Regions from separate parts of the Mus musculus genome. Here regions 1, 2, 3, 4 and 5 are each linked to region 6. The links are chromatin loops, found by intact Hi-C in ENCODE. Cell type or tissue: heart. All regions are shown on one strand. Region 1 overlaps Pdlim2 (PDZ and LIM domain 2). Region 2 holds the start of Pdlim2 (PDZ and LIM domain 2). Region 3 overlaps Pebp4 (phosphatidylethanolamine binding protein 4). Region 4 holds the start of Gm33790 (a long non-coding RNA gene). Region 5 holds the start of Ccar2 (cell cycle activator and apoptosis regulator 2). Region 6 overlaps Slc39a14 (solute carrier family 39 (zinc transporter), member 14).

The links. Peaks named below come from ENCODE experiments on the same cell type or tissue, not always from the same donor. Only the 100,000 strongest peaks of a DNase experiment are listed, where the experiment ranks them.
Region 1: a loop joins it to region 6, with 10 times the contacts of the local background. A loop is called at or near these places in 12 of 42 quality-filtered maps.
Region 2: it touches region 6 in a loop (2.7-fold over the local background); 12 of 42 quality-filtered maps call a loop at or near these places.
Region 3: a loop joins it to region 6, with 9 times the contacts of the local background. A loop is called at or near these places in 14 of 42 quality-filtered maps.
Region 4: a loop joins it to region 6, with 3 times the contacts of the local background. A loop is called at or near these places in 15 of 42 quality-filtered maps.
Region 5: a loop joins it to region 6, with 2.4 times the contacts of the local background. A loop is called at or near these places in 11 of 42 quality-filtered maps.

The regions. Positions count from the first base shown.
Region 1 is chr14:70,166,001-70,171,000 of GRCm38, forward strand. Pdlim2 (PDZ and LIM domain 2) reads right to left here. Exons shown (of 10, transcript NM_001253736.1): 7 at 1,965-2,044; 8 at 1,661-1,788; 9 at 90-207. Among named protein-coding and RNA genes, the nearest start is that of Pdlim2, 8.3 kb to the right of the region's middle. In heart, a CTCF peak has its summit at 2,144 (motif pointing right); DNase peaks (open chromatin) are centred at 1,391, 2,111, 3,421, 4,731 and 2 weaker places; H3K4me3 peaks cover 1,193 bases; H3K27ac peaks cover 2,843 bases.
Region 2 is chr14:70,173,966-70,178,965 of GRCm38, forward strand. Pdlim2 (PDZ and LIM domain 2) reads right to left here and starts at 2,850. Exons shown (of 10, transcript NM_001253736.1): 1 at 2,714-2,850; 2 at 1,248-1,342; 3 at 372-523. The coding sequence starts at 1,340. In heart, a CTCF peak has its summit at 1,968; DNase peaks (open chromatin) are centred at 1,436, 2,096, 2,876, 3,416 and 2 weaker places; H3K4me3 peaks cover 1,481 bases; H3K27ac peaks cover 1,265 bases; H3K27me3 peaks cover 4,949 bases.
Region 3 is chr14:69,850,058-69,855,057 of GRCm38, forward strand. Pebp4 (phosphatidylethanolamine binding protein 4) reads left to right here. Exons shown (of 7, transcript NM_028560.4): 3 at 1,571-1,697. Among named protein-coding and RNA genes, the nearest start is that of Pebp4, 12 kb to the left of the region's middle. In heart, a CTCF peak has its summit at 3,010 (motif pointing right); a DNase peak (open chromatin) is centred at 3,014; H3K4me3 peaks cover 236 bases; H3K27ac peaks cover 602 bases.
Region 4 is chr14:70,246,164-70,251,163 of GRCm38, forward strand. It overlaps Ppp3cc (protein phosphatase 3, catalytic subunit, gamma isoform), which reads right to left. Exons shown (of 14, transcript NM_008915.3): 5 at 1,411-1,556. It overlaps Gm33790 (a long non-coding RNA gene), which reads left to right and starts at 2,496. Exons shown (of 2, transcript XR_001781331.1): 1 at 2,496-2,652. In heart, no CTCF peak of the experiment used is centred here; a DNase peak (open chromatin) is centred at 568.
Region 5 is chr14:70,151,149-70,156,148 of GRCm38, forward strand. It overlaps Ccar2 (cell cycle activator and apoptosis regulator 2), which reads right to left and starts at 2,643. Exons shown (of 21, transcript NM_146055.3): 1 at 2,479-2,643; 2 at 1,516-1,609; 3 at 1,225-1,316; 4 at 732-823; 5 at 413-527; 6 at 126-255. The coding sequence starts at 1,573. 9930012K11Rik (RIKEN cDNA 9930012K11 gene) reads right to left here. Exons shown (of 7, transcript NM_001112735.1): 6 at 4,702-4,805; 7 at 3,257-4,128. The coding sequence ends at 4,020. In heart, a CTCF peak has its summit at 2,469; a DNase peak (open chromatin) is centred at 2,643; H3K4me3 peaks cover 2,239 bases; H3K27ac peaks cover 1,470 bases.
Region 6 is chr14:70,300,070-70,305,069 of GRCm38, forward strand. Slc39a14 (solute carrier family 39 (zinc transporter), member 14) reads right to left here. Exons shown (of 10, transcript NM_144808.4): 10 at 3,398-5,000. It also overlaps the pseudogene Gm4240. Among named protein-coding and RNA genes, the nearest start is that of Ppp3cc, 13 kb to the left of the region's middle. In heart, a CTCF peak has its summit at 3,089 (motif pointing left); no DNase peak of the experiment used is centred here.

The sequences.
Region 1 (5,000 bases), 130 kb before region 6:
CCATGCTGCCCTCTAGGGTCCCTGACTGATGGCCCAGCTTTGCCTGGAAGCCCCAGGTATGCTCGGCACCCAGCCCCCCCAATACTCACGAGATGTTGACGCTGCATTTCTCACAGGTGTGGAGCTTGGGTGGAGTGGCCAAGGCCCTGGAGGTGGGCAAGGAAGCCTGGGAGCTCAGCGAGCTGGGCACAAAGGCAGGTGTGCCACCTGGGACGGGTAGGAGACAGAGTCCATGAGAGCTGCCTGTCCACCACAGAGGTATCCAGCTATACACAATGGCATTTTATGACATTCCTCCGTTCCTCCCCAGGACACGCCCGCTCTTGTGGCCAAAGGCCCACTTTTACATGGGCCTCTAGAGTGCCAGTGGGGATGCCACTTAGTAAAGGAGAAGAGGCAGAGCCTTGGCAAAGGCTGATGAAGAACCTTATCCTTCCAAAGCAACCTGGGAACGTCTGTGCCTAGTGTTTGCCAGAGACAAGTAGGTGTTGTCTCTCCATGGGCCAGTCATGATGATGTAAACAGACAATACTAGGTCATAAGACCATCACAGTGTCTTTGTTCGGCCCTTTCAAAGGACATTTATATACATCATTGCATCTGAGCCAGCGAGAACACTAAGATGAAGCACAAAAGCACTGGGCAGCCATTGTCCAAGCTTCAGCTGAGATTCTGTGGCACCCAAGAAGTGACCTTACGTTTGTACTCTTCTCCCCCCACCGACCCACTACCAATCTCCCTGGGACCCCTCCCATAGAGACCTCAGAGTCAGGATGGGCAGGCTTTGTTCGGAAAACCTTTTTATTTAGCCCCGTGTTCCCGCAAACAGCCTTGTGATCACTACACAGAGTTGTAACCAGCTGCCGGGGACCGGCTATTCTGCAGCTCCAAGCCCTATTCTGCCAGCATCATCCTCTCTGTGGACAAGACAGGGTTCTTGTCTGCTGCTACAAAGGGTTCATGACTTCCTGGAGGGATAGCATGCATCCCACTGCTGTATGCACACCTGTGGGAACTTCTTAGAGCCATATCTCCAATCCTCGGGGGTCGAGGTCGGGTATACTCTACATATCTGTTCCACTGGATAAACACACCGGTGTATTTCCAATGAGTAAACAGGCAACTGACTGTACTCTGTTGTTTGCAGAGCTACCTCGCCTGGCATGACAGTCTGTGGCATAGTGTTCTTTGTTCTGGCTTCCAAGGCCCCTGCCTCAGCACAGCTAGTTCCCCCGGACACCCTCCCCTGCTACCAGGCCAATCCAGTGTCTAGTGAACATAACCCAACGCTCTGATTGCTGGCCTCCACATTCCATAGTACTCCTGCCAGGCCACTGTCTGAAAGCTGATGGAGTCTAGGATCTTGTTTCAGGGCCAAATCAAATCCCTCTTTTTCCAAGAAGCCCTCCCTGGAGACCCAACCCAGAGTCCCTGCTTTGACCACTCCCTTGTTTTCCTGGTTCTGACTAGTACCACCCACCACTTTCTGAGGGTACCCAGTAACCCCAACCAGAACGTAAGCTTCTTACTTACTGGTGTCTGACATATGCCCCCTAATGCCTAGTTCTGCCATGGATCCTTAAGCTACTTCCTTAGTCTGTTTGGCCTCATTCCAGAGAGTCCAAGGAGCCTTACTTCATCCAGAGCCTAGAGGCCTCACCTCTCTCCTCAGCCTCCAAGGCTTCCTGTAAGAGTCGAAAAGAGCTGGACTGCCTTGGGGCGGCCCGTCCCTGGCGGTTCTCCTGCAGCATCTTGAACACCTCTGAGTCTTCCTCCAGATCCAAACTGCTGTGGAAGAGTAGAAGAGACAACTAGGAATAAGGACCCTGCAATGATGTTGGGACACACCCCGGTGCAGACAAATATGAGAGGATTAAGGGGCGGAGACTCGCATCCCTCTCTAGGAATCCAGTCCCGTCCAGACCCTCCAGGAGCTCACCCAACTCTGCAAGACCTGCTAGTACCTGAACCTAGGGCTGGAGGGCCGTCCTGGGGAATGGAGCAGCACCCTCACTGCGGAGTCGCTTGGGCTGCTGTGGCCGGCCTGTGGGAGGAGAACGGCAGGGAGGAGTCAGTCCACCCACCCCCACCCTGGTGGCCAGCTTGTTCTGTGTGCTTTACAAGATGCTGTTCTCAAAATCGACGCAAGGGGGCGCCTAGCCTCCAACAACCCACTGGTATCGGGTACCCTGTGCCCTGCCCTCATAGCCAAGGCACCAAGGATGAGATCCCATAAGGGAAGAGACGCCCATTGCCGGATAAAGAGATGTTTAAGTTACACTTGGGAATCCCACAAGGAGCAAAACGAGGACGTCGGGTGGGCACGCCACACAGACACCCTTTAGATATATCGATATATTCCACAATATAGTAGATCATGCTACTTGTGTAGAGATGTGGCCAGCCTCCTACTCCACAGAAGAAACAGAAATGCAAGCATGCCTGGAAGCCAATCATCTTGCAACAAGGGCATGGAAGTACAAATGTGTAAAGAATGTACTCCAGGTGCAGACGGGAAACAAGCTTCTAGACTCAACAGTGAAGAAGAAAATTGAGTTTCGGGCCGGAGAGATGGCTCAGCGGTTAAGAGCACTCACTGACTGCTCTTCCAGAGGTCCTGAGTTCAAATCCTAGCAACCACATGGTGGCTCACCAACCATATGTAATGAGATCGAATGCCCTCTTCTGGTGTGCCTGAAGACAGCTTCAGTGTACTTACATATAATAAATAAATAAATCTTTGAGAGACAGAGAGAGAGAGAGAGAGAGAGAGAGAGAGAGAGAGAGAGAGAACTGGGTTTCAATGTCCCCCAGCAAATGCATGAATCAATATTTGCAGAGTGTAGCTGCTCATACACTTAGGAGTTGGTGGTCGGGCTGGGCAGGTGAGCCCAGACTTACAGGGCAGTAAGAAAGGCCAGCCCAGGGGGCTGGAATAATGGCTCAGCGGTTAAGAGCACTGACTGCTCTTCCAAAGGTCCTGAGTTCAATTCCCAGCAACCACATGGTGGCTCACAACCATCCATAACAATATCTGACTCCATCTCCTGGAGTGTCTAAAGACAGCTACAGTGTAACTTATATATAATAAATAAATAAATCTTAAAAAAAAAAAAAGAAAGAAAGGCCAGCCCAGAGCCTGACCTGATCCTCTCTGTGCCCAGCCCCCCACCCTGGCCCCAGGAGGGCTTCACCCTTTCTACACTTATATTTTCATGGCCTTGTTGCAAAAATTCTGTAGCACAACAAGGTTGGGAAGCTAATCAGACCATATGTGTGCTTCTTTCCTGTGGTCTTGGGGCCTCTGAGATGCTAAGAGTGTGACTCAGGAGGGAAGTGTGGACCTCTTGACTCCTGCTGCCATCTGTGCAGCCTGAGGGGTGAGGAATTCTGTTTTTTTGTTTTTTTCCATGAATGCATCCTTAAGAGCCCAGAGGGTGCTTGAGGAGAAGCAGCTGGCTGAGGGAGAGGGATGAGAGTTCCCGAGGGACGACCGAGCCTGACTCTGAGGACCAGAGAGAGGGGAAGAGGATCCTGCTCTCCCCAGCAGCACTGGGACCAGCCAGGGCCTGCCTGTCACCTGACCCCAGCTCCTACTTTAGCAAACAGGTTTGTCAAAACACAAGCTCCTGGCCCAGTGGTAGCAGCAGCAGCAGCAGCAGCAGCAGCAGCAGCAGCACAGAATCCCAGCTTTCCAGCTCTCCAGGAGGCCAAGGCAGGCAGATCTCTGTGAGTTCAAGGCCAGCTTGATCTACAGAGCGAGTTCCAAGACAGTCAGAGCTACAAGGAGAAATCCTGCCTTGAAAAACAAACAAACAAAAAACAAAAACAAAAAAAAAAAAAAAACCCCACAAGTTCCTGTTCTTGAGTCCCCAATTCCTACTCTGCAGCAAGTCCAGGCTGGGGCCCCGGAGATCTGTGTTTATAATAAATTCCCTAGGAATCCGAATTTTCCCATAGACGTTCTCAGGGGCTGCTGCTGTTTGCTCAGATGGGACACTACAGGAAGACATGCCCTTGAGTACCCACCATCTGCTAGGCCAACAACGTAGAATTCCCAGAAGGGATGCACCCACCAACTGGGGGCCAAGTTCCTTTTCAGCTTGTCTACCTGTTGGGTCTTTCTCGGACCCATCTTCCCCCTCCTAGAACTTCAGACCACTGCACCTCATTCTCTAATCAACCCCCCTCCTCTAATCTCCCTCCACTGTTCAGCAAAACTCCCAGCTGAGCCTTCTCGGGCCACCCAACCTACTTGTCTTTCTCCCCTTCCAGAATGCCTCCTGCTTTTGTAATTAATCCCACACCGCTTCATACTTAATTGTTTCAAAATTGTTTGGCATGTTTGTCTTATCTCAACAGCCACATCTTAAATTCCTTAAAGATGGATCTGTGGCCACATCACCCATCCAGCTGGCCCTGGGGTAGGCACAAGGCCCAGCACCACAAATTGAACCCCTTCCTTCTCCAGACCCCCCTCCCCACTTCCTCTCTCCTACCACCCTCAAAGGCCCTGCTCATTGGAATGCAGAACCTTCCACCCCAAAAGGCCCTGCTCTTTGGAATGCAGAGCCAACCCAGAAGTAAGATTCCAGCAGCTGGGCCTTGTTCCCTTCACCAAAAGGCCGGACATACCCCCAGCCACTCTGCCCCAGCGGCTGATGGCCAGAACTGTTGTCATCTGCCCCGCCCCAGTCCTTGGGGGAGGAGAAATACCACCTGGGGGTTAAGCTGTCAGCAGTGGCCGGAGGGACTGTGGGGGAGGAGGCCAGCAGAGGAAGGAGGAGACAGAAAACAGGCCAAGGGCAGCGTGAGGCAGAACCACACGGTCCCTCAGAGTCTCTCTGGGCTGCATGGAAGGAGATCAAGGCTGCTGGGGTGGGGAGAGGGGTGGGGGTGGGAGTTGGGGGCTTGGAACCAGGGAAGAATGTCTTTGAGAGATGCAGCCAGCACTGGAGAGGGAGTCACCCCAACAACAGCAGCAAAACTATTTCAGCCAC
Region 2 (5,000 bases), 130 kb before region 6:
AAACCCAGGCTAGGGTACACCATGCCCAGAACTTGCCTCTCTTCAACCACTCCATGCCCACACCCTGTACCATTCTCATGGCTGGGAACCAGTCAAACCTGGGCTTCCAGGTAGCCGGTGCCAGCTTGCCCCACCTCGCCTATGGCTGCATGCCCAGCCCGGTGCCCACCTATGCCCATATGGTCACTGGGATATCTTCCATGTCCCTACCATAGTCCCAGAGCTCAGGACATGCCAGAGGAGCCTGGGAAGGCTGGGATGGGACTGCACTGGGGCTGTAGGCAGGGTTGAGGGTGGCTGCCTGGCTGGCATTGGGCAAGTGCAGAAAAGGGAAAGGTGGCAAGACCTGCCAGTGGAGATAGAAGACCTACCGGTCCAGCTGCAGTCTTAGGGGTGAGGCGCTCTGTCGGATCTTGCTTTGGGCCTCCGCGTGTAGCATGTTCTCTGCACTCTGTCCATTGATGGCCACAATGATGTCGCCAGGCCGGAGATCAGCTGCTTCAGCCTTGCCCCGCTCTGTGACCTAAAGAGATGAGAAGCCAGATGCTGGCTGCTGAATACCCACCCTGAATAGGAGTATATTTGAGGAGACTGGAGCAGAAGGGTCCTCAAGGTTTCCTCTGCTGCCCAGGAAATGCAGAAACAAGACAGTACACCTCTACCACCTTTTTCTCTGTCTTTCCTGGTCTTGCCAGCTTCTCAGCTAATCCCTTACAGGCTTGAGTGGCAACCTCCCCCCAAATCCCCCATACACTGGCATTCAAACATGGGCCTCCCAAGGAATGTGATGGCAGAATGTCAGGAACTGAGCTTGGGAATACTTCTGGATAGAGAACCCTGCCCGTGCAAATCATACCTTGCAGGTGGCTGCCTAAACACCACCCTTGCCCTGAGTGCTCTCCAGCCAGGACCTGGGCCCGAGCCTGGGTGAAAAAGAAACTAGCAAGCTCCCAAGAGCAAGCAGAAGCACCTGCCCTGTGTAACTACCCTAAATGGCTGCCGGCAGGTGTGAGGGTTGAGACTTAGGGCAAAGGGCAGGCCCTGTCCTTGGTCCCCTTCCTTTCATCTTCTAATGGCCCTCCTAAAGGAGCCCTCACATACTCATGCCACAAAGCACAACTGTTCCCCTGGCCAACATTGCCCCAGAAGACTCCAGGCTCCAGAACAAATTGGGGAAAGTACCCGTGGGGAACAAGACCCCCTTTCAGGGGGTAGCTAGCTCCTTATCTCCTAAAAACAGCCCTTACCTTGGTCACAATGATGGGTGTGTGGAAATCTCTGCCCCCGCTAATTCGGAAGCCCCAAGGTGCTGGTCCTGCCACATCCACAGTCAACGCCATGCCTGAGGAAGAGAAGACTGGGAGGTGGGGCCCACTTCCACAGTACACCCCAAAGCAAAGGGAGAAGACGGTGGCTGGTCTCAGAGCAGCCCAGCAGGGCCTGGGCCTGGCGGGTGGTGACAGAGGAAGTGACTAAGTCCCTCCCTCTTCTAAGAGTTTCACTTCCCCCCACCCTGGGAGGCCTTGAAGACTCTGAGTTCCCCCTTCTAGGGTCTTCAGACTAGTAGATCCCCTAAGACAGGCAGCAGTCCCACTGACAAGAGGTCAGACTTCCATACAAGTGCTTGGTGGAGAACTGTGGGAAGGAATTAGCAGGTGGTAGGAGTGAACGCACCCCGCACCCCTTCACTACCTGTTTCCTGTTCCCTAAACGAAGAGCACAAAATACTTTCTACACTCTGTATAGAGTATACAGGAGGACAGCAAGCCTCAGGATAGCCCCACCAGACAGCAAGAAGTTAGCAGAGGCTGGGGCTGGCAGGTGTCAGACTAAGGTCTTCAGAGGGGCTACCTGGCTCCCTGCCTGACCCCAACAGCTGGGTTCAGATGAACAAGAGGAAGCTTGCTACCTCCTCTAGGGGCCTGCTGCACCCTAGTGAGCAGCCTGAGAAAGGAGGCCAAGGCTCATCTGCCAAGGGAAGCACACCCACACCCACAGCCACCCTGGTACTGGCCAGCAGGGCAAGTTCATGATGCTGCCAGTTTGGCCACAAACTTCTCATCCACAGCCCCCGCTGACCCACAAGGGAGTGTCCTTGTGGACCAGGCCCTCCTAGGATTTCCTGAGCCTCTAGATCTGGAGCCAGGAGCCAACCCAGGCAGGAAGCTGCAATGCCAGCCTGGGCACCACCCAGCCCAGCACCCATCCTCAGGCTGTCCCTGGGGAGATATGGGTCAGCAAGTATGTCCAATATCTCAAGAACATCAAGGCCTGGGGGGAGGGGGAGGCTGTCCAGGCCAGCAGTCCGACTGTCTTGTCCCCCAGGCAACTGGCTTTGCCTTTCACCCAGGCCCAGCCACGGTGTCCCAGGCTGATCACAGAAAGACTGAAAACGCCCTGAGATTCTCAGACCTTTGAGCCGACCAGTGGACTCAGTGAACTGCCTAGCTGTCAGTCTGGCTGTCCCCAGTACCAGTTCTCAAGCTTGCTTCCCAACAAGTCCAAAATACCCCGGGGCGGAGGGGGTTGGGGGTGGGACTGGGACTGGGACTAGAGGACGAGTGTCTGGGTCAGGGGAGAACCCAAGCCAAGGGGTATCCAGGTCGAAGAGAAGTTTCAGGGAAAAGGGGCTTTGGGCCGAGGGTAGGGTCCGGTGAGGAGGAGATCGCCGAGGGCGGTGGCCCGCGGAGGGTGCAGGTGGGCGCGCGCTCACCTGGCTGCCGCTTGCCTGTCGGGCTGGGCGGTCAGGCCAGCCAGGAAAGGGAAGGAGGGAGGGAAGAACGGAGGGAGTAAGGACGAGGAGCCGCCGCCGTTCCACCGCAGCCGTCTGTCCGACTCTAGGGAGAGCTCGCCCGGGGCTCCCAGACCTGCCTCCGCCCATGTGATCCCGGGGCCGCCCCTGCCGCCGCCCCTGGCCCGGGAAGCCGCCTCCTCTGCGCTGCCGAGCCGGGGCGCCGCCACCTGGCCCGCGCCTTGTGGGGGAGCTGGAAGTGGGCGAGCGAGAAGAGCAGACCCTCCTGAAAACCGCCTCTAGACTGAGACCCTTCCGAGGTGTCCACATCCTCCGGACTGTCCCTAAGCACAGGGGGTCGGTTCAAATGACAAACCATCCCCACGGTGCGCAGTATACAGAGACTGCGTCCCACCCCACAATAGGAAAGGATCCCTCGATGTCGCGGTCCCCAGACCTCTGTCAGACAACCGCTGGCTTGATGGACCTGTCTGTGGTCCATCCGATTCTTCTGCCCACTCCTGGCTCCGATGTTGGAGCAGATACAGTCCCGATACCCACACATCTCAAGCCTGGGCCACACCTCCACCCTCCTATCTCTTCCCAGACAGATGCCCCTGGCTTTGTACTGCCAGCGCAGTGACTTAGCCCCAGATACCCCCGCAAGCCTGCCCTGAGCAGGGAGACATGCCCAGACCCAGAGGAGATAGAGAGCACTTGGCAGGGTCATCAGGCACCTCCTCTCCCACCATTCTGCCTGGCATGGGCCAGCTCTAAGCACTACGGAGGACCCTGTCTGCCCAATTCCTATGCCAGACTCCATGACTCAGGGCAACGGTGTGGAGGTGGGGAGAGCAGGTGTAGGCCCAGGAAGGAGGAGCCATCTGACCAGAGGGTCCCCCAGAGCTATACCTGGCAACTCTTGCCCTGGGGAGTTGAGAGCCCACGCAGCTGCCTCCTGCCTCTTCAGTTGCTCTTACAACTTGGCACAGCGTAGAGCACACCTGTGGACCCAGCTGTAACCTGCCTGCCTCGGGTGTGAGTCATTCTCTCCGAGTTCCCCAAGAGAATTGCCCTCGCCACCCTCACCATCCTCCTCACCTACGACGCGCATCGGTGTGGCTCAGAGTCTCTGCACTTCCCAGCCAGCCAGGTTGCCTCCCTGGCCCCACCTCCCACAGTCTCTCCTTGGGCAGGTAAATGGCTCTACCACAGACTAATTCCAGGGGCCTCCAAGAGGGGCCCCTTGTCTGCTGCACCTGCTCTCCCTCCGCAGCTAGTTTGGAAGCCTTTTATGTTTGTTTGGTTTGGTGCTGGGGATTGAAGACAGGGCCCCAGATCTGTACGTATTCTCCCTTTTAAGCTCTACCCTCAGTTCCCTGAAAACCTCTTGAGCAGCCCTCGGGTAGGGCAGGCACTGCCTGGGGTTCACACTGTCCGATCCTCGAGTGTCATGGCTTCCTTTAACTGTGTGTGTGGTGTTGCGTGGTGTGCTGTTTACTTTTTGTCGACTTGATACAAACTAGAGTTCTGTGGAAAGAGGGAATCTCACCTCACCGGGCAATTGCTTCCCTCAGACTGTCTTGTGGGCGTGGCTGTTGGGGGGAACATTTTCTTGATGGCTGATTGATGCGGGAGGGCCCAGCCCACTGTGGGCGGTTCCATCCCTTGGTAGGTGGTCCTGAGTGGTATAAGTAAAGCAGGCTGTGCAAGCCCTGAAGATCAAGCCCCATCGCTCCTGCTTGACTTCCTGCCTGGAGTCCCTTTGATGATGGACTGTGTTGTGGAACTGTAAAAACCCTTTTCTCCCCAAGTTGCTTTTGGTCATGTTCTATCCCAACAATAGAAACCCTGACTCTGACAGTGTTTTACCACAGCAACTGGGAAACAAAGCCAGGAAAAGCAGTTTCCACAGCTCTTTGGGGGCCTCGGTCCCCGCCCCCCCCTCCCGTCCCCCGTCCCCCGTCCCCCGTCCCCCAACCAGTAATGTTCATCTTACTCTCTTGTTAAACACCTGATTTCCCAGAGGAGAAGTTCAAGGATTACAAAGCAGAAAGGTTGAAGGATGTGGTAGGGAGGGGAGACAACAGAAAAGAATTCACCTCCATCTCATCCAATCAATGATTCAAACAATCTTAAGTGTTTATTGAGCACCTACTGTGTAACTAGTACAGTGCCATACTGTCCTCAGTGCCTCAGACAGGCTCTGTAAACACACAAAGGTTCGTCTGCAACTCTCCCTGCTCTGGACGGAGTATCCACAAATCCC
Region 3 (5,000 bases), 450 kb before region 6:
GAAACAACTAATACTCCTGCAGTGTTGATTTGGACAATTCATACTGCTCCTTCCACTCTCTGGAAGGACAGAGACCAAGTCTAGGTGGTGGGGGTGCCCACCCACCAAAGCACACCATGTGTGGTTTACCAGCTGCTCTGGACCCAACTGCCTCTCTCCAAATTTGATCCTGGAGCTACTGAAAGCACTGAGGAGCAGGGGCTGGAAAAAGGCCATGTGGGTCTCGCTAGGAGGCTACCCTTGGCCTCCTCTCAACTCCTACAGGAACACTCCTGAAGATATGATCCTCAAATTACATTCTCCCTGGGTGTCCTTCAGGTATAACGCCAGCAGGGCATGGTGGTGTAAATAGCCATTGTCTATTTAGGGGCTAGCTCAGCTGTGTTGGGGTACCGGGAAAGGCTGGGAAACACAAGCCCTGGTCTCTGTGTAATAAGAATATTCTGACAAGCTCAGGCACGGTGTCCTCATAGGCCCAATTCAGTCAATTTTCTACTCCATTGGCAGGTTCCACATCTGTGGGTTCAGCCAGTCCTGAGTTGGAAATGTTTGGGCCAAGGGACCACCTCTGAATCAGGCCCACTCACACGTTTCGTAAGCCAAACACTTAGAAGGTACACTGTCACAATTGCACAGCTCAACCCACACAGCTTCCTATATCAGCAGGTATATGAACACAAGAGACCAAGAGCAGCCTGGGCTGTATAGGAAGTCCCTGTCTCAAAAAGAAAAAAGGAAAAAAAAAATGGCAGAGAATATGGGAGTGTAGCTCAGTGATAGAGTGCTTTCCCAGTATGTACAAGACTCTGGGTACCACACATGTGTATATGCATATACACATGCATACATAGGGATATGTATGCACATACACATGCATACACATAAACACATATACACATGTATAGACACATATGTAGATATACACCCAAGTACACACATAGTATATGTGTACTTGTATATGTGTATATATTTATGTATGTGCATACAATTGCACATATACACACACACTATATATATGCATACACTTGCACACACACATTGCTTCAGTATTGGGCAAGTACAGCTCTTTGTTTACACTTCCTAAAGGGTACTACCACACAGCAATTTTGCTGTATGCATCATAAACACTACAGAAATGAGCTGACTACACAGAAAGACATGTGTGTGTGTGTGTGTGTGTGTGTGTGTGTGTGTGTGTGTGTGTGTGTGTGAATGCAGACATCATACCACTTTCTTGAGGGATTCACACATCTGAGAGTGAGTCGATCTTTGGCATACTAAGGATGACAACTCATAGCATGCTAGGCTTTGCTCTACCCACTGACCAGTGCTGTGTCCTCACACCAACCACATGAGGTAGACACTGTCCCTGTCTCAGGCAAGTAGACCCTGGGACAAAAGCATCGGGTCTCAGTCCCACAGCTCTGGGGTCACACAGCTGGTTGGTTGTCAGGTTTAGAATTTAACTCCTCTCAACTCTGCATGCTCAGTGGTGCTGGACTGCAGTAGCCTTGTGAACCCCGGGATTCGCTGAAACCCTGACATGACGTGACTGCCCCTCTCTCCGTAGGAACCTAGAAGTTTTCTACATGGAGATGGGGAACATCAGCTGTAAAATTGTTCCTAAGTGCAATCTATACAGACAGAAGATCACGGCCTGGCAGGCGCCGATAGTCAAGTTCCACACGGCTTTGGATGTGAGTGAACTGGGTTGGCTGAAGGAGAACGTGGGGCCCTGACTTGCCTTTAGTTCACTTTTCTTGGGAACTTGGAGGGCCAGGTTTGCAGGAGTCAGGCAGCTATTGCCTGGAGTGGTGGTCAACCTCCCTAATCCTAATCCTTTATATAGTTCCTCATGTGGTGGTGACTCCCAACCATAAAATTACTTTTTGTTGCTACTTCATAACTGTAATCTTTACTATAGCTATGAATCATAATGTAAACATCGGATATGCAGATGGTCTTAGGTGACCCCCGTGAAAAGGTCATTTGACAAGCCCCCAAAGGGGACGTGACCCACAGGTTGAGAACCACTGGCTTGGAGGTTGTGTCTTTCCTACGGTGGACTCATGGCTGAAAGCTCTGGATTCTTGAAGTATGCAATGTGTCCTTCTGGTGTTTGAAATCATCTAAAACAGGACACCAGAGTCTTTTGGGAACTGTGACTACTTCTTTTCCTGGAAAATAACTTTGATACCTGTTCTGGAAACTTCCTTGGGCTCGAAGGTTCAGAAAGCTTAGGGACAGACCATGCAAACGGGAAAGAGGGGAAGTTTCCGATTTCATCCTTCTGGTTGTTGTTTTCCTCTTGTTGTCTCCTGGCCCAGACAGAGCCCACAAGGCATCAGTGGCTGAGGCTGGGGTACCAGTGTCCAGAAATGACATGGCAAGTCACAAGTGTGGGTAGACAGAAGGTGCTGACCCTTCTGTGCAATAGGGCAGGAAGGGACTACAGGGTTCTTTCTCCTCCCCAGTGCGGCCCCAGAGGCCCCGTGCCACCCACCCTGATCAGGCAGATCAGACCTGGCAAAACAGGTAGCCAGGGAAGCAGCATCACCAGGGTTGCTCATGAGGGTGGGTCTGGCTTGTCTGTCTCCCTCCAAGTGCTTTCACTACTGGAGATCAAATGTGACGCCTCCCAGTTGATGCGGCTGATATACAAAGCTGTGCTGGCTTACCTGGGGTACAACTGTGACACTACACACCTTTCCAGTGGGCAGTCTTCCCTCCAGGACACTGAGCAGCAATACCCCCTCCCCCACTCTCCCTCCTCGCTGAAGACCTCAGCCAATGTCATGCCTAGGAACAGAGTCAAGAGGAACAGAGAAAGGACAGCTACTGCTGCTACACTGGGCAAGACTCCAGCCCCACCCCACTCCCACCCCGGCCCAACGTATTCTATGGAAACCCAGCATAGCCCTGTAGGGTGAGACCTTTGTCTTCACCAAAATTTATTAGTTCATCAATCCCTGGGGAGTCGCCAGCTCTGTGTTGCTATTGCTGCAGGGGCCCACTAGGTGGAGCTGTAGACTGCCAAGTTCCTGACCTCCCCTGGAGGGAGGAACTGGAGACCAGTTCTGAGTCTGGTTTCACTGAGTTTACACTGATGTCCTGGAGCATGCATGCAGAAGAGAGAAGTGTGTGTGTGTGTGTGGGGGGGGGGAGGGGTCTGCCTCGTCCAGAAATCTATTGTCTCAGCCTGCAGGTGAAGGGTAGAAGTGAGAGAAAAGAGGCTTAACGCTACCAAGGAGAATCAAGACTCACCAAGGAAGGTTTGGTGGAAGCAGAGGGCAGAAAGAAATAGGAGTTTTGTGCTAGCACAGATCTAATGCTTTCTGAAAAATGTAAGACTCAGGGGAAGGTAAAGCCAGGGGTACTGAGAAGCTTGCACTGTGTGGCACTTGATGCTGGGCCCTATTTATGCTGTGGGTCCATTCAATTCTGTCATCAGACCTGTGAACAAAGCATTTGCTTTTGTAAAGGGGTTAGTGGTAAGTACCAGGATCCTTGCTGGATGGTGTTGCTAGTGCCCAGACCAAACAATGGCTTCCATTCTCTCTGCTAGATCCCCAATGGAATGTCAGGAGCTGCTTGTGAGAAGAAGCAGGGAGAGGGGCTGCGGTCCGGGGGTGGGGTGGGGTGGGGGGGAAGCAAGGGTTGTTCTGATGTGTGTAAAGACCTAGCGGTGCTGAGCTGGGTGGTGGCAGTGCTAGGCTCAACACTAGAACCCTGGGCTCTGGAGGCCAATCACTCCCAAGGGCTCTGAGGGGGATTTGAGGGAGGGGATGCTGAAAGCAAGCTCCTCTGGTGAAGACGGAAAGGAGGGTGGGGAGGACAGAGGGACTGTCCTTAAAGAAGGTGGCAGTCTGCCGGAGCTCCCTTGAAGAGTTTCAGGGAAGAGGCAGCTGTAGCGGAACAGGTGGAGGCAGAGAGGAAGAGGTGCCATATTGGAACAAGGTACCTAGAAAGCCAGGCGTGGGTAAGAAGGGCTCGATTCTTCAGCTAGAGGAGGAAGTTATTGCCTCAGAGTCCCCAGGGTTGATGGGAAATGGTAAGAGTTGGCACACGGCTTAGCGGAAATACCACCTCATTTCCAAATTTAAGTGACCAGCGTTGCTCAACTGTCAGGGGACTTGCCCACCCCCCACCCTGCCAAGCAAGCCCTGAAGCCTTGGCAGAAGTATGGGGCAGGCCTCTGTTGCCCCATCTCGGGGGTGGGGTGGGGTGGGGGTGGGGAGTACCTGCCTTTCCATACCACTGCACAGGCTTCTCCCATCTTTGAGCTTTGCTTCCACCTCCAGGAAGCCTTCCCTGACTACTGGCTCTGAACTTTACTTTCCATTCTTGCTGATGTCTTGCTCCAAGCTCTCTAAGTATCCCTGATGTCATCAACAGAGCATTTGCACTCCTTCTGTCGCTCATTCATATCTTGTAGCACAGCGACCACCTTGTAAACACTGAATCGCTTGCGGTCCCCCATTGGCACGGCAGACCCCTGTGCTGGCTGGCTGGGTAAGAAGGGAGTGATTGACGAGAGCGGATGGACGCAGATGGGCAGATGGACGGATCAATCAATGAATGGTGAATAGGTGAATGGACAGATGGATAGATGAATGGGTAGATAAATGGATGGGAAGCCAAATGGATAAGTGGGTGGATAAATGGATGGATGGAGATGTAAGTGTATGGATAGATATATAGATGGACAGAGAGTTGAGTAAGTAGAAGGATGGATGGATGGATGGATGGATGGATGGATGGATGGGTGTGTGGAAGAATGGATTGGCGAGTGAGTGGGTGGATAGATGGATGGATGAATGAAAACAAATGGCATGCAGAAAAACGTTTCCTGGTGCCTAAGCTACGAACAGTAAGCCCCGCTGCTCACCCATTAAGCTGTTTGGTGTCCTTGGCACTGAAGAAAAACTTCTGAGACCAGGGTCTTATTCTCTGACCAGGTGAAGGTGGCTGGGAGTGGGAGGGAGAGGTAGTAGGAAGGA
Region 4 (5,000 bases), 54 kb before region 6:
CAAGTATCTTATCTCTGTTCCTGTAGAAAAGGGCCTCTCCTCCCATGCTAATCTAGTGAAATTTACCTCAAATGTGAAATCAGCCTCCACAAAAAATTGTGACGACTAAAGTTAAATTCTATTTTCTATGGGAAGCAGAGCTACAGGAGGGCGGGGAGCCAGGCAGGCATCCTGTCCACTGCTCACTTCGTTCTAATAGAGATGTCTTCTTTTGTAAAAAGCCTTTTATTCTTTCCATTCTATGCAGTGGTGTCATTAACTTACTTTTAATATTTGTCATTAACTTACTTTTTCAGTTACTGCTGCTTTAATTAAAAACACCCCCACAAAAAAATCAAAGAATATAAATAATTGTTTTTGAACACACCAGAACATCTGAGAGTCAAGAAGAGGGCTTCTGCTGAGTGAGAGGGGAGCTTTTTACCACAGCTGATCACAGTGGTTAAATACAAAATCTACTAAAGGCGACATGCTGGGTGGGTACTGAAAAGCCAGCACACACACACCGGCTCACTGCTCACTGGGAGACTGCTGTGAACTCAAGGAAATCCTGAGTCTGTGCCCCGTGGGAACTGAGGGGATCAAGGTGCGGAAGTGCACGTGCACAAGGCTGCTCCTTTCCCTCAGTCATGAAGACACAGTCTTGGGAATAACTACCACATAAGGGAGTGTAAGGCACATGGAGCAACCAACCATCCTGTTTAGGATGCAAACGGCAGTGCGCCTCACAGCTGCCAGAGCTCAGGGCACTCAGTCAAATTTCCTCATTTACAGAAAGAATGTACTCCAAGGGTAAGGGGCCTGGCCAAGGCTTCACATTCATGTTCTTTCTTTGCAAGCTGGAATATAATTTAATTTTTTAAAGCTGGGCATGGTGGCACAAGTCCTGTAATTATACCATACAGTGGAGGAGGTAGAACTGTCTTGAGTTCAAGGCTAGTCTGGGCTTTGCAGAGAGACCTTGTTTAAAATATACAAATATGATTTTTAAAGTTTCAGAGTTCTACTGTAAGAAGAGTATGCTTTTAGCTATTAAGATTTAATTTTAAGGCCAAGCAGTGGTGGCGCATACTTTTAATCCTAGCACTCAGAGGCAGAAGTAGGTAGATCTCTGAGAGTTCAAGGCCAGCCTGATCTACAGAGTGAATTCCAGCGAGAATTATAGAAAGAAACCCTGTTTCAAAAAACGAAACAAAACTTTAATTTTTAAAAAGAGAAAGAATGTTTCTCCAAGTGTTACTAACAGCTCTCTGACAGTGACAAGATTATGAGTCAGTCCCGTATTTCTACCTCTGACTGTATTTTCATTTAACCTCAGCAATTGCTATATGTTATATAGGTAGTCACTGGCTAAGATAAAGAACAAAAATTTAAAAGCACACTCTATGAAAATAGTAAAAAGTTACTTACTTTCCTAATGTCCTCTAAACAAGTAATTTCAGGAGACATTCCTCCATGTACACAGAGAAACTGCTGGTTTAAGAGGGCAGCAAGAGGAAGACAGTCGAAAGTGTGCATGCACGCATCGTACACCATCTCTGAATACTTGATCCGACCTACCCAAAGAGGACAAAGTCAGGGGATGAACAGTGCCATACTGAAGAGACTAACCAGGTGAAGCCAGCTCGGAAGCCACTGGTTACAGGCAAGTCTGAAGACCCTGTCCCAGAGAAAATGTCCTTTTAGAGTTGCACACAAGGGCTAACCGAACACTCTTCCCTTTCTAAAGATAAGTATGACCTTAGATTAACTTTCTAGCTCTGTTGCCCAGGAAATCTGATAAGGCAGGTGGCTGCCCATGTCTTATTAGTGAGCATCATTTACCTGGAGGAAGGTTACGGCTTTAGGCTCCTGAGGGTCCTTTTAGGATCCTCAAATTCTGCCATTAAGCGTTTACAAACAATGCTGGCATTGCTGATCCCTGGGGCTTCCCAGGCAAAGTAGATCCCAGCCCCACCCCATGTGGAACTGTCTCCACAGTACTGAAAACTATTTCTGTATCAGAAACCTTTGGGCTCATTTTTTTCTGTTTTTAAAAAAGATTATTTTTACGTGTATGAGTAGTTTGCCTGTGTGTGTGTTCATGCACTGAGCACATGCCTGGGGAGGTAGCCAGAAGAGTGCTGGATCCCCTGGAACTGGAGTTCAGGAGAGATGTGAGCTGCCATCTGGGTCCTCTCTTGAAGAGCAGCTCTTAGCCACTAAGAGCTTCATCTCTCCAGCCCTTACATTAAAAAATGTGTAGGAAAATTATTACTACTCTAGTGTACTTTACATAGACATAGACTGTTTTGCATTTCTGAATTTATTTTTTATTTGTGTATGTCTACCTAAGTTATGTGCACTGTGCAGGTGCCCTCAGAAGCAGCAGTAGACCCTGGACCTGGATGACAGGCACTTGGGAGCTACCTGTTGTTATGTGGGTGCTGGAAGCTTTACCTAGCTGTACCCAAATATGGCAGCTTACAATTCTCCTTAAATTCTGTTCTAGGGAATCCAGGGCTCTTATCCTCTGAGACATCTCTCGAGTTCCTGCATTTTATATTTTGATGTGGTTGTCAAGTTGGAACTATGGTACAAGGAAATACTCCTAAGTGGGCAGATTGTAGGTGTGCCACAATTCTCTAAGAAGAAAAAGACATGAAGTAACAGGTAAGAACTCTAAAGATGGGCTTAAAAAAAAAAAAACCAGCATTTTCCTTCTTGGTGTTATGGTGTGGCTATGACTAGAATGTATCTCTCAAGGGATGTGTGGGTTTCAGTGTGGGATGTTACCACACAGTGTAAACCTTTAAGAAGAGAAACCTGAACAGGTGGAGCCTAGTGGGAAGTCACTGGGGGCACTGCCCTCAGAAGGAAGATGTGTTGTGAGACACTCAGTAGTTCTTCCAGTAGGGCTCTTCTCTAATCTTTGGCCTTGTGTGTTCTCTCTCTCTTTAATGTGTTCTCCCAACATGAAGTCCTCATCAATTCAAAACCAATGCTGGTATCATACCCTGAAACCTCCAAAACTATAAGCTAAACAAAGCTCTTTTCTTTATAAGGTTCACAGCTTCAGGTCTTTTGTTAGAATAGTAACAAACAGATTATACAGTTGACCTTGGATTTAAAGTCAAGCTGTGCCTTTAGAGTGAATGCTAGTAGAGAAGACTAAGACAGTATACACAAGGAAACCCTACAGTCCATATAGGAAACTGTAAACTGGAGCCAGGCATGGTGGCACACACCTTTAATCCCAGCACTCAGGAGCAAATGAATCTTTGTGAATTAGAGGCCAGCCTGGTTTACAAAGTGAGTTCCAGGATAGCTATGGCTACACAGAGAAACCCCATCTCGAACACACAAACAAACAAAACAAAGGAAAGTATAAACGAAGGTGAGAAGGCCTCCCTCTCATAACAATCCAGACATTCTCTTTGTGGCTGATACTGAGGGACTCAGGTTTGGGTTTAATGGAATCTGAGGGCTCTCTTCACACTGGCACAGAGGCGGTTAAGACTGTATTCAATAGCATATCTAACTTTAACATGAGCTCAGTTTGTGCAGGGATGCACCTCCTTACAGTTACAGCCTCACTTTGCTATTTCAAAAGCAGATCCAGCTGTGAGTATAACATCTGTTCAAAATAAAAGCAAACAAAGAATCTTTAACATGTGGTCAGTGCTAGATATTTCCTCCTAAAAATCCAAAGGCAGAATCACCTTTGTTACCAATGTCAATTAAAATTCCTTTATAAGAATCCTAAACTTGAGTATAGGTAAGAGTCTAAGTGGCATTCATGGTCCACACCATCATCTAGTATGCCTTTCATCCTAATAATGACTCAGAAAAAGTCCTTAGCTTACTTCCAAACAATGCCAGATCTGTGGAGAGACAGCAAGTATGCACAGAGTACCGAGCCACTCTGTAAACCAAAACAGGAGAACAAAAGCCAAATCAGGTGAAAAGACATGTACGGCATATTAGTATGTGCGCAAACAGGCCGTCCTATGCTACCATTCCCCGAGGGATTAGACTAGAGACAGTAACCATAGTCCTATTTTTTCTTTTTTTCTTTCTTTTTTCTTTTTTTTTTTTTGGGGGGGGGACAGGGTTCGAGACAGTTTCTCTGTGTAGCCCTGGCTGTCCTGGAACTCACTTTGTAGACCAGACTGTCCTCGAACTCAGAAATCCGCCTGCCTCTGCCTCCCAAGTGCTGGGATTAAAGGCGTGTGCCACCACACCTGGCCAGTCCTATTTTTTCTAATGTTCTCTGATGAGTACATGTCTATAAGTATATAGCAAGTACACTTACATGTATAGTGACCACAGTATATATCCGTGAGCTAAATGCCTGAGCCAGTCAGTTGTCAGATAAATGACCTGTAACCTAACTCTCTTAGTTTGGTCCTTAGATTGGTTGTTAGCTTTCTAGCTTGGAATCTTGAGCAAATGCTTCCATTCCATGTGTTTTCCCGACTATATAATGGGAATGATAATCCCTATAAGTCATGATGCTATGAGGATAGAGGTGTATTTACACCTGGCACACAATGGTTATAACTATGTGTTAAGTGATCATTTCGCAGAATCTCTATGAAGTAGGCACATTCCCATGTTCATTTAAAAACTGAGGAAGGCAACTGGAGAGGTGATTCAGCTGTTAGAGCACTGTCTGCTCTACCATAGAGCCAGGGTTCAATCCTCAAAACCCACACAATAGGGAAGAAATTTCCATGACTGAGTTCCAGACAGACATGTTTCTACCATGTAAGATTGAAGGAGCACTGGGGCTAGAGAGATGGCTCAGCAGTAAGAGAGAGCACTCATTGCTCTTCCAGAGGACCTGGGTTTAGTTCCCAGCACCCACCCACATGGTGAATCACAATGGTATGCAACTCCAGTTCCAGGATATTAGATGCCCTTGTTTGGTCTCTGAGAGCAGCAGGCACAGACACACACATAAGCATACATATAAATATAACACACAATTACATAAAAGGGGAGAAAACTGGGCGCAG
Region 5 (5,000 bases), 150 kb before region 6:
CCCCGTCCAGCTTCCTCCTCCTCTTCCTGTGTAGAGAAGTACCCCCTCTGTTCTAAGAGCATCTATATGAAAGGAACAAGTCCTTCCCTCCAGATTACCCCACCCTGCATGCCACCAGGACTCACGCTTCTGAGGGAAAAGGGGGGGAATTCGGTGAGGCTGAAAGATCAGCTGGGGCTGAGCTCCCAGGATCCCTTGCTTCTGGCCCAGAGCTGCCACGTGCAGAAGGGGAGGCGCTGGAGACTTCAGTAAGGGCTAGAGGAAAATAGCCGGCAAGTTTAGGGGATCCCCAGGTTGATACCATGAAGAGACATCTATCCCACCTCCTCAACAAAAAGGATTGTGCCCAAAAGTCAGACCACAAGACTTCCTCCTCTCCTCCCCATTGCAGAGGACATGCTAAGAAAAATACCTGGTTGGAGAGCGTCTGCACCTTGACAGCATTCCAGGGCACGGCCTGGCCTGGGTTGTATGCGGCCTTCACCAGCACCTTCTCCCCCAGCTGGGGCAGTCGACCCTTCACCACACTGCCAGCACACAAACCAGGAGGCCCCATCAGGAGGCACCCTGGACAAGTTATTCTGACTGCCCCCAGGAAGACCTTCTCCATCAAAATTTCTCATACCGTGCAGTAAGATAGCAAAGCAATGGCTTTAAAGAGGGGGCCCACCAGCACAGAGACAGAACTAAATGCAACAACCTTTCCGAGAACAGACTAGCCTCAAGCCTACCTTAGCTGAAAAAAGACTTCTTCATCTACCACCCCAAAGTAGTCATGCAAGCTGGTAACAATGCCTGTGAAGACTCGCTGCTTTTCCCCACTCTGCAAGAGAAGGATAGGTCAAAAGCAACAGGAAGTGACCTGAACAAAATCATGCTATGTCACTAGGGCCTCATCTCTAGCCACAGGGACTCGGCTCGTGGTATTACAGGAAAATTCACATGGGAAGAAAACCAGTGGGCACACAGCCTATCTGTGAAGAGGACAGACGCTAATACTTGACTTCATCCAAACCGCACCAAGACCTCTCTGGAGCCAGGTATTCAAGATTCCCCAACCTAAGAGTTGTCTGCGTTCCCCAACACTGGCCTACTACCAGGACAAAACCAAACCAACCAACCAAACAAAAAACCATTGTAACACAAGAAACAACACACAGCAGGCATCCAAACATACTAGGGTCGCCCCAAAGGGAAACTCGCTAGAAAGAGCACCCAACATACCTGAAGGTGCCTGGCATTTTGGGACAGGTCTGTGGCCACAGGAGGAGTAAGTAGACCAGGGGGAGGGCCCAAAAGAGATGTTGAAGCTGCGCCTATGGGGACAGAGAAGCAATCTCCAGGAATTGCACCTACTACCCGAAGCACTAGAAGATAGCCAGAGGATCTTATAAACCCAGAGGTCTAGGTGGCTCCAATCAGCTACTCAGACATTCAGAAAAACACCCAAGAGCCATAGTTTTTGAAACTGAGTCTCGAGCATGTTCTGAGTGTAACCAGTAAGGAGTTAAGCACCTGAGAAGTTGCGTCCCCCTGGAAGTGGGTTGATCCTCTGCCGCTTAAACTGGGACATTTGGAATACTGTCCTTTCAAGGTCTTGGGGGGAAACCTTCAATCAAAACAGAAAGAAGTTAGCAGCTCCAATGGAAAACTTCCATCTATTGGGGAGGGGGAGGGGGGATAGAAAATCTTAAGTAAAGCTTTTAAGGTGAAGAGGTGGGTCCTAAAATGGAAGAATGGAGAGGATGTAGAGGAGATGAAATTGGTAGTAACGTTACTCCAGTTTGTTCTCACAATAACCTAGTGGTGGGTGCTAGTGACATGCTGGTTTACAGACAAGGAAACTGGAGCTTTGAGATCCGGAGACTTGCCCAAGGCCACAAAACCAGGTAGTGACAGAGTGGGACTCACACCCAGGTCTCCCAACAACTTAGCACTCCTTTCACTATGTCACTGGCACCCCTTAGAGAAGCTGGAGGAGTGAGGGGCTGGAAGAGCTCCGGTGACATTCATTCATTCAAAAACATCCGCCAGAACACTCCACGCAGGGCCGGGGCAAAAAATAAAAATAAAAGGTGCGAGTAGCGGGTTGGTGATGCGGGCCCTCTCCCCGGAAGCCCGCCAGGCGTCTTTAGGACCCGCTGGTGGGAAGGGAGCTGTCCAGCCGGCCCTCGCCAAGCGGCCTGCACGCCGCTCCCTCCTCCTAGGTCCCGACCCTAGGCTCCGGCCTCCGCAGCCGCCTGCGCAGAGCTTTCCGGGCCGGGCCACCGAGAAGCCACCGTGGGAGGTTCACGGCGCGAGGTTTCTCCTCCTCCCGCCCGCCCCCAGGGCCGAGGCCGTTGCCAGGGCGACGGAGCTTGCAGTCCAGAGGGGCTCGGCTCTTTCCGCGACTGGCGCATCTTCGCCGTTCGGACCCCGCAGCCTCGCCACCCGAGAGAGACGGAGAGGCGGGGGCGCAGCAGGAGGCCCCCAACCCACCTGCGGGCCAGGGCCACGACACCAGGGGGACAAAGACACCCGGAACCACCGCAGCCGCCGCTGCCACCACCACCGGAAACGCCTCTCCGGAAGAGAGACCACTGGTCGGAAGCTGCCACTCTCCCGGATATGGTACCTCCCTCTTCTCCATCGACCTCTCCCTTCCCCCACACCAGCCTGCCATCCCGCTCCAACTGTGGAACGGAAGTGCGCCTTCCCAGATCCGATAATGCCTTCGGAAGCCGAGCTCGGTGGTGTCCTCTCTCAAGTGTCCCATCAGAAAAGTAAGCTCGAACCATTGGTTCCAGGTCTCAAAATGACTGGAACTGGACCCACTCCCACAAACACAAGGAAGGGGACTACCACTTACACACCCTGCTGTGCTCTACTAACCCCCAAGACTACAGCAACAAAAGAAGCAGGGCCTCCATTGGCTAGAGGAGGAGCGTGCCTACTGGGGGTCCATTTCCAGGGGATAGTCTTCTGACTAAAGCCAATGACCACCCCACCCCACCCCCATCCCTATTCCTGTCCTTTTCTTGACTGCACCATCAGCAAGGGGTAAGCATATCCGAAATCTATACCCAGACTCTCAAATATGAAACGTACACGATCTTAATGAAGTGGCTCTATCCAAAATCTTGCCAGAAATGTGGCTATTTTCACAACTATTAACAGTGAACACACACACACCTTCCTTTAACTTCTGGCCTCCCATCTCCCCACTCCTGTTTGCCTCCAGCATCACACCCTTCCCAGGTCATTTAACAGTCACAGCACACATTGAGAATGTTTAATGTTACTTCATCCTCCTAACAAGCTTATGAGGTAGGTAAGGTGGGTATCATGGTCCCAAGTAGGAAGCTGTGGCTCAGAAATTAAGAGACTTCGCTATGGTTAAACTCCAGGATAGAACACAGCATCTTAGAGTTGACCTTGCAAGTTATGTGTTGTTCCTCTCAATGTTCTTGACCTTCCCCCCATCCCTCATTCAGCCTTCAGGGGCTGTACTCCAGAGCCGTGACTCACTACAAAGGTACCCAAGGCAATGTTGTTCTTGGTCCTAGGGCTGCCGTCTCAGGTATGAGGAAGACATTAGAAGTCCACATTAGTAACTGTTCATTGTGGAATGAAGATCGGTGCCATCCTTCCAGTGACACCCCAAACACCAACCCTTTGGACGAATGATTCCATCAGATGGGGCAGACGGAAGTCCAACAAAGATTGCATAAACTTACATCTGCAACATGCTGACACACTCCCATACTAAACATGCTCTATGAGCACCTGATAAATAAGTCAATTCACATTGCCTAAGCCCAGAGATTTCTGATGAGGAGGAAGAGCCCTGGAAGAGTGCTGGAACTGCACTCAGGAACCTCTTGGGGATCCAGGGCTCCTTGCTTCGATGCTTAGAGATGGATTTGGCCTTCACCTTGAAGAGGAGCAAGCACCAATAGCTTTTCTTGGCAGTGCAGAGAAGCAGCAGTAAGCCAAAATGTGAGGGACTTCTTCCCAAGGTCACCAGGTACACCAAGAGGTCATACAGAAAGATTTTTTGCTCGTGGCTTCTTAACCACCAATGCTGGTATAAAGGTCTTCCGTTGGGAATGGCACGGAGTCCTGTCAGAGAGGTTTCTAAACTCCATCCTATAGAAAAGCAAAGGAAAGTTAGACAAGAAGAGAAAGAAAACAGACAAGAAGCTTTGCATACCTCCTGAGGAGAAGCTGCCAACCATGACAGACAGACTTCACCTACAGTAAAATACTTTGCCTGTGTGTCTACCTTACCAGCCCCTAAATTTCAGTGGTAAGGAGTGAGGGCTTGACACGTGAGGATGAACATGCCGCCCACAATCTGGTAGTGGCTTCGGGAAAGCCACTGTTCCCAATCTCATGTCATCTTCTGTCTCTTCACCAACAAATAGGGCATATTTTTGTTTAGTTGGGTTTTTTTTGGGGGGGTTGTTTTGTTTTGTTTTGTTTTTTTTCAAGTCAGGGTTTCTCTGTGTAGCCCTGGCTGCCCTGGAACTCACTCTGTAGACCAGGCTGGCCTCGAACTCAGAAATCTGCCTGCCTCTGCCTCCTGAGTGCTGGGATTAAAGGCGTGCGCCACCAAGCCCGGCCAAATGGGGCATCTTAACTACAAGACAGGACACTACCAACATCCTCGCCCAGCAGTCTCTCCCCACTGCCTAAATCTAAATCAGGCACAAGACTCACCTGGATCCAGAACCATCAGGGGGAACAGGAGGCTCAGGAAGTCGAGGGCTCCTCCAACGGAGCCGATTGAGCAGAACTTTGACCTTATCCCAGTGGGAGAGATCCTGCTGAACAGAGAATAAGGGCTCATCTTATTATAGTACATCTATATACTATACATCCCTAATGAAGCTACCAGGAACTTCACTGCCCAAGCAAATCACCTGCTCCAAACAGCAATCCTGTCATTTCCCTGTCATTGCACTTACACATTCCCATGTTCCCCCACCCTGCACCATTCTACTACCTGCTCCACATAT
Region 6 (5,000 bases):
CAGTCTCCAAGAGTATGTATGCATATCCCATGCTACAGGCAGGCATTTAGTTTTTTCCAGTGTTTTGACCTGAGTCCACATAGAGTATCTTTGCAATCTCTCAGAACAGATTTCCCTCCAATCAGATCCAAGTATCACTGACTAGAGAAGAAGAGGAGCAGACACCTAATTATTTCAGAAGACATTTCCAGTTTCAATGCATTTCACCCCATCCCACCCCAAGGGCTTAGCTGGCTAAGAGTATTACCAAGGGATGTCTGCAGTGACCGTTTTAATCATCTTAAAGGCCTGTTTACTTCTGTGCTGTGTGGGCCAGACTTTTGCCTCATTCAAGGATGTGTTTCTAAACAAACACGGGCCAGATGAGAAGCAGAAAGCAGAGCCATCCCTCAGGAACGTGCTGTCTGTCATAAGGAGAAGTCTGGCAGCCCACAGACACGCAGGTGTGTCACTTAAGCCTCATTCATTCTTTCTGCAGAGCAGCTGCTGATGTATCAGAAAGCAACTGAAGCCTCCAGCCGCAAGTTTAGTGTGAAGACGTCAGTTCACAATGCCAGTCCTGGAAATGAGTTACTGCAAAGGAGAAAACCACACAAAGCCTAGGAGAGCAGTGAGGGGGTGGAGAGAAGAGGTGGATGCCAGTGCCACGGCCAACATCCTTTTGACAACACCAGCAAACGTGGAGCGATCTGGTGCAAATTAAAAGACCAATGTGAGATATGGCTCTGTGGCTAATAGCACGAGTTGTTCTTCCAGAAGACCCAGGCTTGATCCCCAGCTCAACTGTTGGTGGCCAATAACCTTCTGCTAACCGGGTCCCAGGGGATCTGATGCTATCTTCTGGCTTTCTCTGGTACTGGACACATAAGTGGTATACACTTGTAAATTCTACAAAACAGACACAAACACACACACACAATGGAAGACCAATATGATTTGTAGATGCTGTCTCAAAATAGGTTGTTTTGCAGAGCTATTCTAAGATCAGAAAACTGTTTTGCCTTAGGCTGGGCTTGGAGAAGTCCTTGACTGCATCCTAGTTAAGACCAGAATAGACCTTAACAAGCTCTGTCTGAAATCTTAGGGTATCAGGATACTATTTCAGGTGGTTCCACTCTTTAATGAGCAGACTCTGGTATTCAGGATACTTCTTGTAACTCAACAATTCACAATGTAAATGTGTTTTAAAACTAATTAATTTATTTTTACTTTGGGTACACTGGTGTCTTCTATTCCTGCACAAACATCAGACCAAGAAAAATTGGGGAGGAAAGGGTTTATTCAGTTTACACTTTCCACATTGCTGTTCATCACCAAAGAGAGTCGGGACTAGAACTCAAGCAGGTCAGGAAGCAGGAGCTAACACAGAGGCCATGGAGGGATGTTCTTTACTGGCTTGCTTCCCCTGGCTTGCTCAGCTTGCTTTCTTATAGAACCCAAGACTACCAGCCCAGGGATGGCACCACCACAAGGGGCCCTCCCCACTTGATCACTAATTGAGAAAATGCCTTACAGCGGGATCTGATAGAGGCATTTCCTCAAGGGAGGGTCCTTTCTTTGTGATAATTCCAGCCTGTGTCAAGTTGACACACAAAACCAGCCAGTACAACTGGTGTTTCGTCTACATGTTATCTCTGTGGCAGGATGTTAGATACCCTGGAACTGGAGTTACAGGTAGTTGTGAGCTGTCTCGTGAGTGCTGGGAATTGAACCTGCATCCTCTGGAAGAGCAAGTGCTCTACACTATTGGACCATCTCTAGCCCCCTCACACTGTACGATGTCTTGACCATCAACGTGAGTCCCTATAGGCATCCCCTCTAATAAGAGCTAAGCCAGAGCAATGCACATGTAAGCACCATCTTATGACTAACAGTAATTATTAAAAACAACAACAACAACAAAAACCAAGCTCCTTATTTTTTAAAAAGGGGTCACGATTGCTCAGTGGGTAAGGTTGTTTGTCACTGAGCCTGATGATCTGAGTTTGGTCCCCAGAGCCAACCCCTGACAGCTGTCCTCTGACCTGCACACACATCGTGGCATGCATGACCATCCCCACTCAAACACACACACAATACATGTAAGAAAATAAAGGAAAGCTCTCTTCCTGTAAGTGGCCAGAGGTGACCTGTGAAGATAGTTCATTACTTTCTTGACCTAGAAAACTCCACAAAATCATCAAATCAAGAGGTTCAAACCTTCGTGTTCACTTTAAGAACACCCAGGAAACTGCCCAGGCCATCAAGGGTATGCATATTTGCAAAGCCACCAAGTATCTGAAGGATCTCACTTTAAAGCAGCAATGTGGGCCAGACGTGGTGGCGCACGCCTTTAATCCCAGCCCTCGGGAGGTAGAGGCAGGTGGATTTCTGAGTTCGAGGCCAGCCTGGTCTACAAAGTGAGTTACAGGACAGCCAGGGCTATACAGAGAAACCCTGTCGCAAACAAACAAACAACAACAACAAAAACCAAATAAGCAATGTGTGCAAGTCTGGCGGTATAATTTGCCCAGGCCAAAACAGTGGGGCTGGGGACACAAGGATGGTAGCCAAAAAAGAATGCTGAATCATGCTAAAAAATGCAGAAAGTAATGCTGAACTTAGGGTTTAGACATAGATTCTCTAGTCACTGGACACGTGGACAAGGCACCTAAGATGTGCCGACAGACCTACAGAGCTCATGGCCAGATTAACCCATACGTGAGCTCCCCCTGCCACACTGAGATGATCCTCACTGAGAAGGAACAGATCGTTCCAAAGCCAGAAGAGGAGCTTGCACAGAAGAAAAAGATATCCCAGAAGAAACAAAAACTCATGGCCTTGGAATAAATTCAGCAAAAAATAAATGCAGATAAAGTTAAAAAAAAAAAAAAAGAAAGAAAAAGAAAAGAAAAGAAAAAAACCAACATGGGTGAAGTTCAATACAGAACTCTACAGTCTTTACAGTTTCCAAGGCGCAATCCATGGCTAAGTGCTTTGTTCCTGAGCTTAGCCCAAAGTGAGTCATTTTAAAGTAAGTGTGTTATATGATATAGGAAGTCCCTTCTAAATCCCCATAGCCAAATCCAAACAACCCTTTGTAAATCAGCAACAGACGAGCGCCACCTTGTGTCAAAGATTCATTATGCCCCAACTCGTTTTTTTTTTTTTTTTTTTTTAAATTAGGTATTTTCTTTATTTACATTTCAAATGTTATCCCCTTTCATGGATTCCCCTCCAAAAGCCCCTCCCCCCCACACACACACCAACTCACCCACTCCCAATTTCTGGCCCTGGCATTCCCCTATACTGGGGCATAGGGGAATGCCCAGGACCAAGGGCCTCTCCTCCCATCGATGACTGACTAGTATGCCCCAGCTCTTAAGGCTGAAGCAAGCCGACACTTGGGACTCACCAATTACAGAATATAGCTTTATTTATAGAATCTTACAAATAAAACATTTACAGTTCACATGACATAAATTATTTTATTTTCTAATTCTCATAACACCTGAGTTATTTAAAAAAAATACTGTGATGGAACTGTAAAGGGAACTATGAGTAAAATCCTCTTTCTTTATGCAAAAAATCATCCAGCTTATCTGTATCTCTTTGGAAGAGGGTTCACTAAAACTGGATCCTAGGTGATCCAGACAGAGAGAAGCCATTTAAAACCCAGGTGAAGGGTACCGGAGAGTGCTCCCCCTGGTGACCCTAAGTATTGGAGGGCGGGGATGGAGGACTGAAGGTGAGGTCAGAAATGAGGTCCTCCAATGACAGAATCCAAGGCCTGGCTGAGGGCTCCTCTGTGTGACAAGCACTTTCCTTGCTAGTGTTAACAGGGAACAGAAGCTATGGGCAGTAAGGCCAGGGGAGAAGTGTCCGCTAAGCAGCCCGTAGCCCCTTCAGCCTCTTATATGTACAGATGCTTAAAACAGCAAGTTCAACATTTAAAAGTCAAAAGAAGGTCAACGGCCACATTTTCAACTCATGGGGCGAATCTGTTGCCAATAGCAATGGATTATCAGTTGGCTCCCACGCCCCACCTGTGTCTGACTGATGCCAGCCCTCCGCCCTGAAGAAGCCCCAGGATTTCCTCAAAGTTCTTGAGTTCACAGGAAGGGTGCATGGCAGACAGTCTATCTCATGTTTAAGACTCTTTTTAAGCTCTTTTAAACAAACCAAGCCACCATCCGATTCCAGCATAAGGGCATTTAAAGGACAGGAGCTAGGGGAACTCCTAAAGTTAAAAATATAATGCATGAGCTAGGTAAAGTGGAATCTTTCAACCTTTGGGGGGGGGGCTGTGGTGGTGCTGGGAATGACATTCAGGGTGTCACATACACACTGGACAAAAAACGTGCTACCACTGAGCCACACCCTCAGACCTACAATCTTAAATTTTACGGTTTTTTATCTTCATTTTGTCTTGCTGACACAGGAGCTTGCTATGTAGCCCAGACTGGCCTGCTATTCACTATGAAGCCCAGGCTGGTATAAAACTTGAGCCTGCTGACTCTGCCTCCCTAGGGGCTGAGATTACAGGTACGAGTCACACAGCCTGCTCAGTCTTACACTTTGAGTGTCAATTTCTGCTACCTCCTAAAGCATTTGTAGGAGAAATAGAACAGGAGAGATGAGACTCGCCTTCAAACACCAACAACCATGACGGTAACATAAAGCTTAGCTTCTAACATTGAAGGAACTGGTTCTTTGGTAAAACTGGACCCTAAGCCTACCAGGACCTGGTCCTGACATCCAATCTAGTACCTTGATTGCTGAACTTTCCTCTTCCTGCTGCCTTGTCTCAAAGGCAAGAGGCAAGAGCAGGGAGAGAAACTGAGCAAATTTCTGTTTCCCCAGTTGTGTTCTCAGGATTTCAGGATTCCTGGTTTCAAGCATGTTTCCCCAAGAAGAACAAGAATGAACACACACACACACACACACACACATACATGTGTGTGTGTGTGTGTGTGTGTATATATATATATATATATATATATATATATATATATGAATAC